Regions from separate parts of the Homo sapiens genome. Here regions 1 and 3 are each linked to region 2. The links are chromatin contacts, found by Hi-C or POLR2A ChIA-PET in ENCODE. All regions are on one chromosome and are shown on one strand. The core of a region is the stretch at or near the end of the contact, and the rest is flanking DNA. Distances in the headings are between cores, read along the strand shown.

The links. Hi-C counts contacts between places; a loop is a spot of excess contacts on that map. ChIA-PET counts read pairs that join two places held with the same protein, here RNA polymerase II (POLR2A). Pooled maps may share reads with other maps.
Region 1: a pooled map shows a loop between it and region 2 (3-fold over the local background). The contact joins the promoter of USP16 here to the enhancer-like site in region 2. A Hi-C loop is called at or near these places in 5 of 50 pooled maps. POLR2A ChIA-PET finds 5 or more read pairs at or near these places in 2 of 52 experiments (HEK293 and activated CD4-positive, alpha-beta T cell).
Region 3: a map of endothelial cell of umbilical vein shows a loop between it and region 2 (3-fold over the local background). The contact joins two enhancer-like sites. A Hi-C loop is called at or near these places in 2 of 168 maps with a recorded cell type or tissue (endothelial cell of umbilical vein and posterior vena cava) and 4 of 50 pooled maps.

What each region holds. Positions count from the first base shown.
Region 1 is chr21:29,023,224-29,025,923 of GRCh38, forward strand. USP16 (ubiquitin specific peptidase 16) reads left to right here and starts at 1,445. Exons shown (of 18, transcript NM_006447.3): 1 at 1,445-1,554. RefSeq lists an enhancer at 1,321-1,710.
Region 2 is chr21:28,743,779-28,746,478 of GRCh38, forward strand. It overlaps a transcript of HEMK2 not described here. Among named protein-coding and RNA genes, the nearest start is that of HEMK2, 140 kb to the right of the region's middle. RefSeq lists an enhancer at 1,833-1,922. Within about 2 kb of position 1,438, at least 10 of the 41 ENCODE cell types and tissues checked have a DNase peak (open chromatin) inside an H3K27ac peak, as active enhancers do; they include endothelial cell of umbilical vein, where a contact is called at or near this core.
Region 3 is chr21:28,282,490-28,285,189 of GRCh38, forward strand. No RefSeq gene overlaps it. Among named protein-coding and RNA genes, the nearest start is that of LINC01695, 55 kb to the left of the region's middle. Within about 2 kb of position 1,327, at least 5 of the 41 ENCODE cell types and tissues checked have a DNase peak (open chromatin) inside an H3K27ac peak, as active enhancers do; they include endothelial cell of umbilical vein, where a contact is called at or near this core.

The DNA of each region.
Region 1 (2,700 bases), core at 195-2,694, 280 kb after region 2:
CCAGCCTGGGTAACAGAGTGCAACCCGGTCTCAATAAATAAATAAATAAGTAAATAAAACAAAAATTATCTCAGCAGTAAAAAGCAAGAGAGCTAGTTTTCCCCCAAATTTAACCAAATGTTACTCTGGTGGTTAGTATGCCACCATCTTAAACTCCTTTTATCTGATTAGTAAGGATGGACATTTATTTTATGACCAATTGTTCTTTTATGGTGAATTACCTGTTTACATATCTATTTTTCTATAGCTATCTGCAACTCCCCCGACCCCCACGGTAGCGATTACTATCTTCTCTACTAAACTAAGACTCCAGGGCAGAGAGGCCTATGTTTAATTCATTTGAGGAAAGGCTTGGCACAAAGTGTGCACTTACATATTTTCTTTTTTTCTTTTTGAGAGGGAGTTTTGCTCTTGTTGCCCAGGCTGGAGTGCAATGGAGTGATCTTGGCTCATTGCAACCTCTGCCTCCAGACTTCAAGCGATTCTCCCCCTTAGCCTCCCGAATAGCTGGGATTACAGGCGCCCGCCACCACGACCGACTAATTTTTTGTATTTTTAGTAGAGACGGGATTTCACCACGTTGGCCAGGCTGGTCTCGAACTCCTGACCTCACGTGATCCACCCGCCTCGGCCTCCCAGTGTTGGGATTACAGGGGTGAGCCACCGCGCCAGGGCTCGCACTTACAAATTTTCAAAGAATGGACAGTAAATATTTGAAAATCCCCTCCTCCCCCGCAATTTATCTGACACCGTCTTTCGGTTTTGCTTTAAAAATTCACTCTCGCGGCCGGGCGCGGTGGCTCACGCCTGTAATCCCAGCACGTTGGGAGGCCGAGGCGGGCGCATCACAAGGTCAGGAGTTGGAGACCAGCCTGGCCAATTGGTGAAACCCCGTCTCTACTAAAAATACAAAAATTTTAGCTGGGCGTGGTGCCGTGCGCCTGTAGTCCCAGCTACTCGGGAGGCTGAGGCAGAAGAATGCACTCCAGCCTGGGCGACAGAGGGATATTCCGTCTCAAACAAACAAAAAATCACTCGCTGCGTTTTTTATTCTGACATGGTGCAGGAAGGTAAATTCAAGACAACTTAGGTACTCAGTTTTAGAAGTCGACAGGACAGAATTACGGAAACAAATTTAAGCGTTCCCCCTTTTAGCTCCAAATATAATGTGTTCCAGAAAGGTAACCATCTAGGAAACTCCAAGGCTCAGACCACCACCGGATGCCCACACTTCAGGAGCATTTATATAACTTCGTGGTTATGTCAGAGACGAGAAAACCCATTGACAACCAAACCCCTAAACCCGAACATCCGGCGCAAGCCGCACGCAGGCGCAGATTTACTAGCGTCAGAGCCGATGGTCCCGGGAGGTGGGGGTGGGGTGGTGGTGGCCTAGCCACTTCCCATAATGCCGCGTTCCGGAAGTTATTGCTTTCCAGGGGTCACTCTGGCTTCGACTCCGTCGCTCTCAATTCGTCACCAGGAGGAAGACGGAGCTGGCTGCCCAGCCCAAAGGCCCATGAGGGGATGCAGTTATGGGCTCTGTCGCCGTGGGTGAGTTCTGGTCCCACTGCCTGGCAGTCGTCGCTCGCCTGGCTTTCTGCGCTGGGAGAGCTCCTGTTTTCCGCCCCAACTTCGTTCTCTTCTTGAAGGCCGCTCTCCTTAAGCACGTAACCCGGCTACTTTCCGGTACTGCGATCTCATTGGCTGCATGTTCTGTCAGTTCCAGAAGCTGGCCAATGAGATGCCGCTGCTGGCGGCCTTCTCGACCCCGTGGACCCAGAGGTTCCCCCGTGGGATCGGAGCAGTTAGAAGGGGAGGAGAGGGAAGGTGTGGCAGGCGCCGAGCAAATGGGTGGGTGGCGCGTGGCAGGGACTTCCCTATGGGTTGGAGCTGGATTTGCAGCCGTGTTCATACGGCTGGTAGGAAAAGCAGGATCTGTCACTTATCCAATTGACTATATCTAGGAGGGGATTGATATACGCAAAACTTGAAAGCCACGTTAACACCTGCTGACAAAGTTTTCCACACGCTTACATTTTTAATGGAACCGAGTAGGCAGGGGAAGACTGGGAGGGCAGAGAGTGAAGAGACTTGGAATAATATGAGAACCGGCAAGACTATCTTTGATTTAGATTTTGTATGGAGTCCTGCGAAGAGTCATTTCACTAAGACGTTAATGCTCATCCGATGACACTACTTGAAAAGTGTATTAAGTTTATTGATGTTTTATAGCTGATGGAAGTCACAATATGCTCTCCTCATGACTCATTAGTTGCCTTTATAGTTGTCAGAACTTTACTGAGGCTCTTTCCGCAGCACTGGAGTGACCCCTCTGTCCTCTGCCTGCAGTAATTAACAATTCGTCTTTCAAGTTTTCCTATGGAGTCTAAGCTGCTGCAATCCTCAAACCAGATTTACTAGTGCTGTCTTCACTACTGCAGACTTCTGACTTCTCATTTTTCACCCTTTTCTTTTTCACCAGAACTTGTTTGCTTCATTCTTATGTACCTACCTTTGCACCTTGTAATCATCCTTTATGCCTCAGGTACTATTCTATTTTTCTATTTCAATGCAAGAAGTATTTCTTCAGGACCTGCTATGTACTAACATTATGCTAGATATTATAGGCAGTTCCAAAACTGTGCTTGAAACCATTTATTTTTCTAAGAACTTTAGATTCTGCTTACAGAAATAACA
Region 2 (2,700 bases), core at 188-2,687:
ACTGTTATGCTTGGATCATGCAAATGTGTCTGGTAGCTACAAGGGTTGCTGTGGGTACTGAATGTTTTATTGTTCTGAGACTATCAAAGAAAATAGCCATGGGACATATAGACCACAGAATACTATACAGCCATGAAAAAGAACAAGATTGCATCCTTTACAGAAACGTGGATGGAACTGGAGGCTGTTATCCTCAGCAAACTAACACAGAAAACCAAATGCCACATGTTCTCACTAATAAGTGGGAGCTAAATAATGAGAATTCATGGACAGAAAGAGGGAAATAGCAGATACTGAGGCCTACTTGAGGGTGGGGGCTGGGAAGAGGGAGAGGTTCAGAAGAGAAAAAACTATCTGATACTATGCTTAGTACCTGGGTAATTAAATACTCTGTACACCAAACCCCTGAGTCATGAGTTTACCTATATAACAAACCTGCACATGTACTCCTGAACCTAAAATAAACATTAAAATATTTTACAAAAATAAAATAAATTAACAATTAAAAAAAGAAAAAAATGAGACAATAAATAGATCCTGGGAAAAACTGTCCCCAGAAGTGTTCTTTTAAATTTGCACTACAGATGTAATCCAAGTTGAGTAAAATAGAAAAGCATGGATTTGCTGTTCCTGAAAGTCATTCATGGTTAATTGCCGAACACTTTCATCTGCAGTGTCTGTGGAAGGGTAGAACCTTAAGTAGTTTTTCATTCTCTGACTACTCAACTAGAAAGGCATAAGAGGCAACTCACTCTATGATATCTCACTGTTTGGCCTCTCCTGTTTCATAGTAGCAAAGGATTTTTGCACTTATCCACTAATTTATGATTTCTTCTTAATAAAGGAAACAAGAGCCTCTATTTATTATGATTCCTGCCATGTGTGAGGCTTGAGCTGGGTATTTTACATACATTATTTCATTTGATAATCACCTTTTCAAACTCTTCAACCACATAAATGCATTACAGAGAGCTATTTTAGATAAACATGGTTATAAATATGTAAACTATATAAAACCATATGTTAGAACCATTCTGTTTCATGCTTTTAGAAAATCTTACTATAGACCATAAATTAAAAACAGTAAATTATAAACCAAACACTTTTATGGGGTTTTTTTGGTCTTGCAGTTCTAGCTGAAGGAATACTGCACTTTAACTCACATGCTGATTAATTTTATTCACAAATTTTGAATTATAAAATGTGTAGAGTCACAGACAATTCAATTTTTTCAACACCCATTTTCCCAAGACAATAACCGAAGTATACATACAGTAGCCACTATTGGCAAAAAATGTATTCCTCATTTATGGAAAAAGTGCAAATAAAGAAAAATTGCTGTTTATAAGCATAATTCCAATGACTGCTGCGAGTGGGAAGCACAGTGATTTTGTGTTAGATCTCTAAGAGCTTACAAGATGGAAGCTTGTGGTGTAAGCATTTAGTGGTGCAATACTGTCATCTCGTGGTCAGTATGCAGTATTTCAGATTTAGTTGGAGAAAATGTCTGAAAATCGTTAACGATATTTCCAGTCTCCTTTCACATACTTACTCCCCAGAGAGTCTGATTTGTACACATAGACATGATAGAATCGGCTTGTTATTTAAACAAGCAGATGGATGTTGTATGAGATTGTTCCAGGAGTTTACTGCCTTAGACCCGGACGAGAGGGGCCCTGCCCTGGCCCCGTCAGTTAGAGGGCTCAGCTTTGACCTCTCCTGCCTGTACCCCTCTCCACAGATCAAGAAGTCCTCGGAACCAAGAAAACGCCCATCCAAAACCAAGCCCTTTTCTTCCCTTTACCTGCCCTCTATCTCACCTCACCAGCAGTTCCACTTTCCTGCATCTGGATGAATGCTCTAATGCTCTCACGTTGCCTGAGGTTTCATGAATAATAGCTGGCTGCCACTTCCCAGATATCATTTGCATTTGAGCAGCTTCCCGACATATAACACACCCCTTCCCAACAATAATAATGATGAAAGGAATTTTGAAGATGCAAAAACAGCCCCATGGAATAACTTTTCTCACCCCCTTCAAATCCTATCCCAGCATGTATACAAGAACATGTGAGCACTTTCCAAACCTTAGCTCTCCGCTGCCACCTTCAGGACGATTTCAGTAACCGCAGATACTGCAGCTGCTTAGCTAAGAAACATTAACACTCCCAGACAGAGAAACCTGGCTGAATCCTGAAATAGAGCCAGGTGAGAAAAAAGTGGTCGGCATTTAGTTTATGGTATTTAGCAAAATCTTGTAACATATTTTATTGGATACTCTATCAAATAACAGAATAACAATAGCTAACACCATATATAATGTAGACATGTGTAAGTAATAAAAACTGATAAAACGTTTTGTTTTATATGTATAACAAAACTATATGAATATAAATAAAAATATGTATACATCCTACAGTAACAACAGCTGATATTTATTTGGAGCTTTTTCTGTGGCAGGCAGTATTCTGTATACTTCATCACTGTAAATATGTTTACATGTTTTGAAATGTCTCAATAACAACATGAGGTACATACTACTCTTAGTATGTTCCTTGCCCGTGGGGGACTCCTGTCTTTGCAGTGAGTCAGAAGATAATGACATAAAGCATAGACATAGCATTGCCCTGCATTCATTCAACAAATATCACCGAGCACTGAGAATGCAGAGATCAGTAGGACAAGCAAGTTCTTTGCTCA
Region 3 (2,700 bases), core at 77-2,576, 460 kb before region 2:
CATTTTTCAAATCAGTCTCTCATTTTAATCCTGCTACCACTTCCCTGGTATAGACTTTCTTTAGCCCTATTCTGATCCTATTCAATAGCTTATCACAAGTTGGTAAAAAACCTCCAAGATCGAGCAACACCGGCAGACGGAGCTGGCAGCTGAAGGGCCAGAGAAAGCCAGCTCTCGCTTGGACAGACACCAACCTGCAAAGACACTTACATGCCTCCGCTTTACATACGGAGAAAGGGGTTTCTGATGGTTAAGGGTCTCTGAATTTATCTTCTTTATTAAACAAGTTATGATCATATTCCCTAAAATCTAAAACATTTAATGTTTGGACTTGGGCAACATAGTTAACCTCATTAAGTCTGGGCTTTTCTCATCTGTAAAGCAAGTATAGTAATATGGACCCAGCCTGCTCTCTGTCCTTTTCTGTGCTTAAAATGGGGAAAGTAAATGTAAAAATCAAGTTAATCAGATGAGTTATGGCATGGGATTCACTTGTAGGATTTACATTGGCTTTCAAGTCAGGGCTTTGCAATGTTAATTTTGGCTATTCAAATACTTTTCGCTCCTCGATTTCAAGCTCCTGGCAGTGCTACATAGAGATTTTTAGATCTCTGTGCCTCAAATATGTGGGATATTAATTATGCTCTGGTCATGCCTGCATGGAAAGGCAGTTACACTTCAGTGTGCGGCAGTCAAGACCTCTACTTGATAATCAGCGTCAAAAATCAATTCGCATTTGAGATAAATATTTCATGTTTTAAATATTTAGAAGAGGTACGTTTATTTATCTTTTTTAAAATAATACCATAAGTGGTAAAGTTTTTTAGTAAACACCTTTGGTTTGTACACTTCTGAACAAAAATCATTTTAAACATAATGGAAATTGGATCAGTTTAACTGCAACAAAAGCTTCCTCCTTGTTTGATTTTAAAGGGAATGCATCTCCTTATGCGTTCTGTCCAATGCAAGTTTCTTCTCACTCCACCAAGTTTTTGTAACCTTTCATCTCTAATGTTTTCTTCAAAGCAGGAAATTTCTTTAACAAAAGGAGGAACTATTTAGATATCGGACAAATTGACCCAGTAGCTGAGAAGTTGCAAAATAGCTTTTGGATGTGATTTTTCATGATTGGCTAGAGAGTGTGTGCCCCTTAAGTGCTTTCATATCTGTCTTTCTGAGGAAAGATAAACTGTTCTTTGGCCCAAAGATGAGATAACACTCCTGGTTGTGAACAATAGGCGAGGAGCTCTGGCAGGATTGCTAAATAATTCTTCAGTAACTTCGAACAGACTCCACAGGCTTGCTTTGATTAGCAGGAAGGATCATGAAGCAGAGTGGAACTATGTGATGATGTGATGTTAGAACTGGCGAGGCAGAATCTACTCTGACCTTTTGACCTTACACACAGGCAGTCTGGGAGACGGGAAAGAAAAAGCTCTTGGCAAATTTCCTATAATAACTTATTTAAAGGCATATCTAATTTTGGCTGTGTTTTTTACTATATTTATTTACTTGGCAAGGCATTGAATTCCATAAAGGCAGAAGTCAGCCAGTCTGCCAGCACATTTGACATGATGGATTGTCTGTCTACTGTACAATACTCTGAACATCAGCATTTTGGGGGAGGTTGGGCAGAAGATAAAAAGATCTAGATTTAGTAGTTATTGTTGCATTGTTACAAGAAAAAGTGGTGCCAGCTCCTAAAGATATAAATAGTAAAGGAATTGAGGCCTGAGGGCCAGGGGTGAAGGGTTGTCTAAGCTGAAGCCCTGTCAGTGTTGTATTGTAGCTATTTATATGATGAAATTAATCACTTGAAAACAGGTCAAGGTGAAGTCAGAGTGCTTGAAGCAATTGTTTGTACTTTATCAAAGACAGGTTTTTCTTCTTCCATCAGTCAACATCCACATGAAAGCCATTGAGATTTGAAAGAAATCTCACCTGTGCCACTAGCTGCTGCTAGCTAAGTCTCAGGTTTTCCTAGTAGTCTGTAATTCTAGAAATATCAAATAGAAAACAGTGTTACTTAGATAATGATATTTTGGCAGGGTATAAATTTGGATCTTCCAAGTATTTCTCTTTCCTTTTTGTGTACCTATTTAGACTGCAGATTTTCAGTGAAAATGCCATATTTGTGTTGATATTGTTGAAATCCTTTTTTACCTAAACATAATTGTAATCAACTTTGAATTCTGAAAGGGTTTGTACTATAAATAGGAAAAACCTAGATTTCTACATAACATGATACACACCTACACACACACACACACACACACACACACGTACACTACGTCAATTAAAAACCATAAAATTTCTAGAGAAAATGTAATAGAATATCTTTGTAGCAGGATCTTAGAATGGTATCTTAAACAAAAATACCAAAAACACAAATGTAAGACAAAAAAGATAATTTTCAATATGCCAAAATGCAGATTTATAGTCTATGAATCATAACATAGACAAAAGTTAAGAAACAGATGGAAAAATGGAAGAAGATATTTAATTCAGAAAAGAAACAAAAAGAAAGATTATATAAGTCTATAAATCAACAAGAATAAAGATGCTCCTGAAGAAAAAAAGCAAAAATCATGAAAAAGAAATTAACAGCACATAAAGACACACTCAAAATCACTAGATCATTAGTAATGAGAGAAATGTCAATTAAAACAAGGTGTTACTTTGCACCTTTTAAACAAAGAT